Linked DNA regions of Homo sapiens: region 1 is linked to region 2. Evidence: read pairs that join two places in POLR2A ChIA-PET (ENCODE). Cell type or tissue: GM12878. All regions are shown on one strand. Links, peaks and the distances in the headings refer to the core of each region. The heading gives the core; the rest is flanking DNA. Region 1 has its middle 6.4 kb from the start of ZNF444. Region 2 holds the start of CCDC106 (coiled-coil domain containing 106).

What was found. Peaks named below come from ENCODE experiments on the same cell type or tissue, not always from the same donor. Only the 100,000 strongest peaks of a DNase experiment are listed, where the experiment ranks them.
Region 1: POLR2A ChIA-PET joins it to region 2 with 5 read pairs; 4 of 35 experiments call an interaction of 5 or more read pairs at or near these places.

What each region holds. Positions count from the first base shown.
Region 1 is chr19:56,132,650-56,137,029 of GRCh38, forward strand. It overlaps a transcript of ZNF444 not described here. Among named protein-coding and RNA genes, the nearest start is that of ZNF444, 6.4 kb to the right of the region's middle. In GM12878, for the core only: no CTCF peak of the experiment used is centred there; no DNase peak of the experiment used is centred there; H3K27ac peaks cover 430 bases.
Region 2 is chr19:55,645,740-55,650,119 of GRCh38, forward strand. It overlaps CCDC106 (coiled-coil domain containing 106), which reads left to right and starts at 2,473. Exons shown (of 5, transcript NM_001370470.1): 1 at 2,473-3,338; 2 at 3,466-3,570; 3 at 3,669-3,845. The coding sequence starts at 3,308. RefSeq lists silencers at 2,549-2,668, 2,699-2,828 and an enhancer at 3,889-3,938. In GM12878, for the core only: no CTCF peak of the experiment used is centred there; a DNase peak (open chromatin) is centred at 2,238; H3K4me3 peaks cover 2,898 bases; H3K27ac peaks cover 2,746 bases.

The DNA.
Region 1 (4,380 bases), core at 155-4,154, 490 kb after region 2:
GGCTGGAAGTGGGGGCGAGACGGAAGCCACAGTATCAACCTCTGAGAAGCCGCGTTCATTCCTGCCAGACATTGCGAGATACAGTTGGGAAGAATTTCCAAGGAATTCTTCTCTGCCTTGGCAGTGAGGGTAAGGTGAGCTTGACTCGCTCCTCCTGTAGGCCCTGCTCACTCTCTGAACATCTAAGGAAGAGGATATATCTGGCCGGTGGAAAACCTGCTGCCGGAGCTGGGTGGACACCTCAGAATGCCCTTCTTTTTTTTCTTTTTCTTTCTTTCTTTCTTTCTTTTTTTTTTTTTTTTTTTTGAGACAGAGTCTCACACTGTTGCCCAGGCTGGAGTGCAGTGGTGCGATCTTGGCTCACTGCAACCTCCACCTCTTAGGTTCAAGCAATTCTTCTGCCTCAGCCTCCCAAGTAGCTGGGATTACAGGCATGGGCCACCATGCCCGGCTTATTTTTGTATTTTTAGTAGAGATGTGGTTTCACCATGTTGGCCAGACTGGTCTCAAACTCCTGACCTCAGGTGATCCACCCACCTCGGCCTCCCAAAGTGTTGGGATTACAGGCGCACACCACCATGCCCGGCTAATTTTTGTATTTTTAGTAGAGACTTGGTTTCACCATGTTGGCTAGACTGGTCTCAAACTCCTGACCTCAGGTGATCCACCCACCTCAGCCTCCCAAAGTGCTGGGATCACAGGCATGAGCCACCGCACCTGGCTAGAATGCCCTTCTTGAGCCTCAGTTTCCTCATCTGTGAGAGAGACTCAGGACACCTGCTGCTGGCCTTAAAACCCGGGTCTCTTGCTGTGTCACCTGGGAAAGTACACCTGCTCCACTGAGCCTCGATTATCCCAACCGTAAAATGGGGTGATTCTCAGGCCGGGCGCGATGGCTCACGCCTGTAATCCCAGCACTTCGGGAGGCCGAGATGGGTGGATCACAAGGTCAGGAGATCAAGACCATCCTGGCTAACATGGTGAAACCCCGTCTCTACTAAAAATACAAAAAAATTAGCCGGGCGTGGTGGCGGGCACCTGTAGTCCCAGCTACTCGGGAGGCTGAGGCAGGAGAATGGCGTGAACCCGGAAGGCGGAGCTTGCAGTGAGCCAAGATCGCGCCACTGCACTCCAGCCTGGGCGACAGAGCAAGACTCCATCTCAAAAAAAAAAAAAAATGGGGTGATTCCTGATGAGCTCTGCTGCCTCGCCGGGGGAGCATGAGGGGGAAGTCAGATAATGGGCAATGTGATCCATCATTAAGCAATTCGTTCATTAATTTCATTATCCTTTCTCAAACGTTTCCTGTTGCCTGGGAAGCCAAAGATGACTCAGGTTCAGATCCAGCCCCCTGGGAGCCTGCACTGCTAGACACAGACTGACATCCATACGCCATCCCCCCTTCTGCTGGTTCTTCCCCTTTCTGCTGGTTCTCCCCCTCACACGCTCACTCAGCTCACTCATGCGTCCATCATCCACTCACCCATAAACCCAACCCGAGCCTCCAGAGATGAACCAAACCCCATCCCTGCCCTGGGGGATCTTAGTGCTTCAAAGCACCATACAAAGAGAAAAACCTTAATTATTATTTGGGGTAATAATTATAGCAGAGCTACAAAGGAGCCGAGAAGCTAGAAGGTATGAGCTAAATTTGCTGTCAAAGGAATTCTCGCCCTCAGGCCTGGGAAGCAGGGTAAGAACCACTTGCCTTCACTCTTATTTACTCATTCACAGGCAGGCCCCAAGCCAGGAGCTGGGTACAGCAGGCAAGGAGGGTTGGTCTCTGTTGCTGAGTCGCTCAGCATGAGGTGGGCGGAGCAGTCACCCAAAAATAGTATATGAAATGGAGAAAGAGGGGGCTCTGCGGAAGCTCCAGTGAGGCACTTGGTCCAGACTTACAGGTGTGGGGGTGGTCTGGGAAGGCTTCCTGGAGGAGGGGACGTCTGATCACAGAGTATTATATGATGTTACCAGATGAAGAAGTGGAGGAAGGACATTTCCAGGAAGTCGTTCCTTCATTTCATTCCTCACCAAGATTTATGGCCCACTTACCATACATTAGGACCTGTCCTAAACGCTGGTGTGCCAACATTGCACAGATCGTCAAGGTGATATTTATGTAAACAGGACCCAGGACAAAATTAAAATGCAGAGCCCTGTGTTTAAAAAAAAAAAAAGTATTAAGAATTTCAAGCTGGGTGTGGTAGCTGTAATCCCAGCTACTCAGGAGGCTGACGCAGGAGGATCTCGTGAGGCCAGGAGTTTGTGAGACCTTATTTCTTTAAAAAAAAAAAATGTCAGGCCGGGCACGGTGCCTCATGCCTGTAATCCCAGCACTTTGGGAGGCCGAGGTGGGTGGATCACGAGGTCAGGAGATCGAGACCATCCTGGCTAACACGGTGAAACCCCGTCTCTACTAAAAATACAAAAAATCAGCCAGGCATGGTGGCAGGCGCCTGTAGTCCCAGCTACTGGGGAGGCTGAGGCAGGAGAATGGCATGAACCCAGGAGGTGGAGCTTGCTGTGAGCCGAGATCGCGCCACTGCACTCCAGCCTGGGTGACAGGGCGAGACTCTGTCTCAAAAAAAAGAAAAAAATGTCAAGATAGCCACAGCTGGGCATTCAACCAAGTGCAGGGCAGCCTGCAACCACACAGGTTGCATCCCATGAAGCTGGCCCCGGATATGTGTGACTTGCTGTCACTTTTGGCTTCAACAACAGACAACTTGACTCAAAATGGCTTGAGGGGACTTACTACTTCATGCCAAGAGAAGCCTGGAGGTAGGGCAGGTCCAGCCACGGTTGGTTAAAATTCAGCTGCCAAACCATGCCATGAAGGATCCAGGTTCCTCCGTCTCACCTCCCTTCCATCCTAAGTGAGGAGCTCCCACTACCAGCCCTCATGGTACCCAGGTGGCTGCCACAGCTTGAAGTGTCACCTGCAGACAGGGCAGGGCTCCAGGGCAACTGTTTCTTCCTGCTTATCAGTTGCTTAAGAGTTGGGAAAACCTTTCCCAGCAGTGCCCCAGCAAATCTGCCTTCAGGTTTCATTAGCCAGAATAGTGTCACATATGTGAGCGTCAACCAATTGCTGGCAAGGAGAAGGGGCACAGCAAAATTGGCTTACACCAATAAGGACCTGCTCCTGGTCAGGCAGGGTGGCTCACACTGGTAATCCCAGCACTTCGGGAGGCTGAGGTGGGTGGGCCTCACTTGAGATCAGAAGATCGACCAGCCTGGCCAACATGGTGAAACCCCGTCTCTACTAAAAATACAAAAAATATTAGCCGGGTGTGGTGGTGCGTGCCTGTAATCCCAGCCACTTGGGAGGCTGAGGCAGGAGAATCGCTTCAACCCAGGAGACAGAGGTTGCAGTGAGCCAAGATCTCACCACTGCACTCCAGCCTGGGTGACAGAGCGAGATTCCGTCTCAAAAAAAAAAAAAAAAAAAAGCTAAAAAAAAAGGACCCGCTCCTTATTGGGCCCTTGGGCCCTTATTAACCACGCTCACCCCCAATCCCAACTCTCTGAGTGTGTTATGACCTCCATTCAAGTGAAGACGCCGATGAGCTGAGATCCCCAGGCTCTCTCGGCTGGGGCATGTTGGGTGGGTTTGGAGCCCTGCCCTCACCCACTGTGCTAGGCCCTCAACTCTGGCTGGACACTGATTCTGTGTACTCTGTCCACCCTCGGATCCTTTGTGCCCATACAACATTTCATCTGTCTCATTATAGGTGTCCAGTTTGTATGAAGTGAACAAATGCTGAGCAGACAATAGCCAGTAGTGAAACAAGCTGTTTTTGTTGCACGGATGTGGGGAGGGAGGGAAGAGTCAACTTTGCATTTGAGCTGGGCTTGCTTTTATCAGCGACTCCACTGGAGTTAAGTAAGAATAGCAAGTGTTTATTGAACTCGTACTCCCTGCCAGGTAGCCTTCCGAGTGCTTTGCGTGTATTAACTCATGAATCCTCCCAAGCACCCTGTGAAGCGGCGACTATTCTAGAGTGCAGGTAGAAGGTACCGATGCATAGGAGTGCGCCTTTGCATCCCCTGGAGGCCTTGTTGAAGTAAATCGCTGGGCCCCCTGCTAGAGTTGCTGATTCAGTCTGAGGCAGAGACCGAGAATCTGCATTTCTTTTTTTCTTTTTTTAGACGGAGTTTCACTCTTGTTGCCCAGGCTGGAGTGCAATGGCACGATCTTGGCTCACCGCAACCTCTGCCTCCCGGTTCAAGTGATTCTCCCGCCTCAGCCTCCTTAGTAGCTGGGATTACAGGGATGCACCACTACACCCAGCTAATTTTTTTGTATTTTTAGTGGAGATGGGGTTTCTCCATGTTGGTCAGGCTGGTCTCAAGCTCCCGACCTCAGGTAATCCACCT
Region 2 (4,380 bases), core at 163-4,162:
CCCCTCCTCAGCTCCTGAAGACCTGGGTCATCTGGGAAGAATGTTTTTAACTGAAACAATTTTAAAACCACAATCTCCTGTTACAAACACATTTTATATGGCAATAGAGTATACAGATAAGCAAAATACACGTGAACCAAGTTTCCTTTTTTTTTTTTTGAGACGGAGTTTCACTCTTTTTGCCCAGGCTGGAGTCCAATGGCACAATCTCGGATCACCGCAATGCCTCCTGGGTTCAAGCGATTCTCCTGCCTCAGCCTCCCTAGTAGCTGGGATTACAAGCGTGTGCCACCATGCCCAGCTAATTTTGTATTTTTAGTAGAGACGGGGTTTCTCCATGTTGGTCAGGCTGTTCTTGAACTCCCAACCTCAGGTGATTCACCTGCCTCGGCCTCCCAAAGTGCTGGGATTCCAGGTGTGAGCCACAGCGCCTGGCCTCTTTTTTTTTAGACGGAGTTTCGCTCTTGTCACCCAGGCTGGAGTGTAATGGCGTGATCTCAGCTCACTGCAACCTTCACCTCCTGGGTTCAAGCGATTCTCCTGCTTCAGCCTCCCAAGTAGTTGGGGTTACAAGCGTGTGCCACCATGCCCAGCTAATTTTGTACCTTTAGTAGAGATGGGTTTCACCGTGTTTGTCAGGCTGGTCTCGAACTCCTGACCTGAGGTGATCCACACACCTCGGCCTCCCTCAGGGCACTAGGCCTCGAAACAAAAGTTTTTTTTTTTTTTTTCTTTTGAGACGGAGTCTTGCTCTGTCGCCCAGGCTGGAGTGCAGTGGCGCAATCTCGGCTCACTGCAAGCTCCGCCTCCCGAGTTCATGCCATTCTCCTGCCTCAGCCTCCTGAGTAGGTGGGACTACAGGCGCCCGCCACCATGCCTGTCTAATTTTTTGTATTTTTAGTAGAGACAGGGTTTCACTGTGTTAGCCAGGATGGTCTCGATCTCCTGACCTCGTGATCCGCCCCCCTCTGCCTCCCAAAGTGTTGGGATTACAGGCGTGAGCCACTGCGCCCGGCCCACAAAAATTTCTTTACCATAGTTAGCTTTAGTTTGTGCATTTTTTTTTCCATCAACTATTATTATTACTATTTGAGACGGAGTCTCGCTGTGTCGCCCAGGCTGGAGCGTGGTGCGATCTCGGCTCACTGCAACCTCCACCTCCCCGGTTTAAGCGATTCTCCTGCCTCAGCCTCCTGAGTAGCTGGGATTACAGGTGTGCACCACCACGCCCGGCTAAATATTTTTTTAAACTGCTGATTTCATCCTATTCTATTGAATTCTCCACCCATGAACCTGTAGTTTGGAAAAGACCAATCTAGGGCAGATGGCTCCCCCTGGAATTTTTGGACCAGGCTGCAGTTAATCTGTAAAGTGGGGAGGGGAGGATCATGGTCACAGCTTTGCAGGCGGTGCAGACATTTAGATTCTCCCTCCATCGGGTTAAGACCTTGCTCTTATAAGGGCTGGCCACAGTCCAGAGCTTGGATGCTTCTGGTGAACAGGAGAGGCAGGTGGAGCTGAGCCTGAAGCTTAATAAACATCTGCTTATTCATTCATTTTTCTTGCCTATTTTGTGCCAGGCACTGTGCTAGGCCTCATTTGCTCTTCCGACCTGTTTTTTTGGGAGGAAGAACAAATCTTCCGTTCATACTCCCCAGAGTGGGAAAGAGCCTCCCAGAGGCTGCCATCATACCCCACCATCTGACCTCAAATAATACCAGCAGCGCTCCTCTCTTCAGCCCTGACGATGGCCAGGTGCTGGGCTGAGCTTCTGTGTGTCGCATCACTGCATCCTCACAATAAATTTAGAAGGGCTTGTAATTTCCCCATTTTGCAGGTGAGTTAACAGGCTGGGGAGGAGCAGGAACAGTCAGGACTGGAATCTAGCTTTGCTCCAAAGCCAGCTCTTAATTACCAACATGGGGATGGGGGTGGCGTGTTCCTGGCCCTCATTTTCCGGGAGAGGGGTAACTCCCCCGATTTTGGCCCCCACATCCCTGAGAACCTTGGGGTCTGGCTGTAGGAGGTAGGGGAGCTCTGAGGGGTCCGCGCTGGCTAGTTCCTGAGAGAGCGTTAAAAGTAGATTCTCCTTTCGCTCCAACTTTCTCGGTGTCTCAAACACTCTCCTGCCTTCTGGGCCCATTGGGCACACCGCCACCCAATCCGGGGACCCCCGGAGACTCGCCAGCTCTCCAGGATGGGAATTTCGTGATGTTCCCTGCCTGAGCTTCGGGGAGGGCGGGGGAGTGCTGTAAGGGGCTATCGCGCAAGTGCAGACCCTCTGCTTCTGCCGCAAACGGCGGGCCTCACCTGGACCCGGGGACTCTTCAACGAGGGGCGCTAGCCTGGCCCGACTGGGCGAGTCCCCGCGTCCCTGCCCGTTCCGTCGCTCAGTTCCACGACACGCTCCCCTGCCGCCCCGCCTGTTCGCGGGTGGGTGGGCGCTTCCCTCGGCTCCCCGTGACACTTTGCAGACGCTCCCCGGCGCCGGGCATGGGCGCCGCCGCCGTCGGTCCCCGAGCCGGATTCCGCGAGCGGGTGGGTGAGCGCGGGGGGCCTCGGCCCCTCGGACCCCGGGCACCCGCGGGCGGGGGATGGTGGCCGCGTTTGCACCCCCGCCCTAGTGCATGTTCCCGCTGGAATCGTTCCACGACCGCTCCCCCTCCCACCCGCGGGACAAAGGGCGGGGGCGGGGGGGGCGCACCCCCACGCGTGACCTTTCCCCGTACTGCGCACGCGCCCAGCCCCCACCACCGGGGGACGGTCCGCCCGCCCACGCGAGTGCGGGGGAGGGGTGTGGGGGCCCCGAAGGTAGAGGAGGCAGCGCGCACGGGCTGGACCTCCTCCTACCCTGGGAAGTTGGGGCAGTTTCCCCCTGCACCTGCCTCTTCCTTAGGCCTGGCAGTGGCCCGCGATGAGAGAGGGTCCTTCCCCTTCAGGCTAGGTGTCCCTGGTCAGGCGACCCCTTGGGGCACCCAGCAATTTAGGGCTTCAGCTTCCTTTTCCTTCGATACCCAGGAGCCCACGTCCCCAGCTCACTTCTCCCCCAGGACCTAGGCGGCTGGGCCCCCTGCCCCTGACTCCAGGAGCCCAGGAGTTTGAAGCCCAGGCGCGTTTTGCCTCAGTCCTGGGGTCCAGGCTCCCTCCTCCCTCAGACCAGGGGTCCAGGCCAGAAGGTCCCTCCTGTCTCACTTCACCTCCCCCAGGATGGACCCTCCAGTCCATCTGCGTCTCTCCATTTGTGGCTGCCGTTTCTGTCCAGTGCCCCTGAGGCCCTCGGCTGCTGGGGTCCGTAGGAAGCCGCGCCATGAATGACCGGAGCAGTCGGAGGCGGACAAGTGAGGAAGCTGGGTCCCCTTCCCTACCCTGGGTCCCAGTGCGGTCGGCTCCAGGCTGCCGTGGTTGGGGGGTGGCCTGAGAGGCCCGGGGAATTCTCTGGGGTAACCCGGGGCCTCTCCTCTCCAGTGAAGGACGATGAGACCTTCGAGATCTCCATTCCCTTCGATGAGGCACCCCACCTAGACCCACAGATCTTTTACAGTCTGAGCCCCTCTCGGAGAAACTTCGAGGGTGAGCTGAGGGGGTGTGGAGGGACTGGAGTCAGCTGGGAAGCCAAGCCCTGAGTCCCAGGGTGTGACCTGGTCCCCCCACCCTCGCTGTGTCCCTAGAGCCTCCGGAGGCTGCGTCCTCCGCCCTGGCTCTGATGAACAGCGTCAAGACCCAGCTGCACATGGCTCTGGAGAGGAACTCCTGGCTGCAGAAGCGCATCGAGGACCTGGAGGAAGAGAGGGACTTCCTGCGGTGCCAGCTGGACAAATTCATCTCTTCTGCTCGGATGGAGGCAGGTGTGTGTGGGGTGCTCTGATCCACATGCCTCCCTGTCCCGCTACTGGGTACCCGCTCACCCAGACTCAAGGCTCCACTGTTTGGCTGGCTGGGTGGGACCTGCCATGTTGGCCCTATCTGCTAGTCCCCTGCCTGTTTTGGGCCCCCAGGCCCAGCTGCCTCCTCACTTGATTCCAGGGCCTCATCCCCATGAACTGTCTACTGGGGCCCGTCCTCCTGCCTTCTCCGTCAGCTCCCCAAATCCCATCAGCCTCCAGTGCCCTGCCATCTGCTTCCTTGGCCCATGGTGACTTCAGGGACCCTGGCACCTGAGAGCCCCTCTCTTCTGACTCCTAGGGGGACCTTCCTTCATCTCTTTGGCCAAGAGGCCCACCCTAGTTCTTTGGGTTTCCTCAGGGGGCCCCTGCTCCTCCTCCCGTCCCTGTCTTCTCCAAGATCCAAGAGTCCAGCCATCCGGCCTCCTCCTGTCCCCCCCTCCCCTCTGTGACACCAGGGGCCATCTTCCCACCCACCCTGTCCCATCCTTGGTTAATG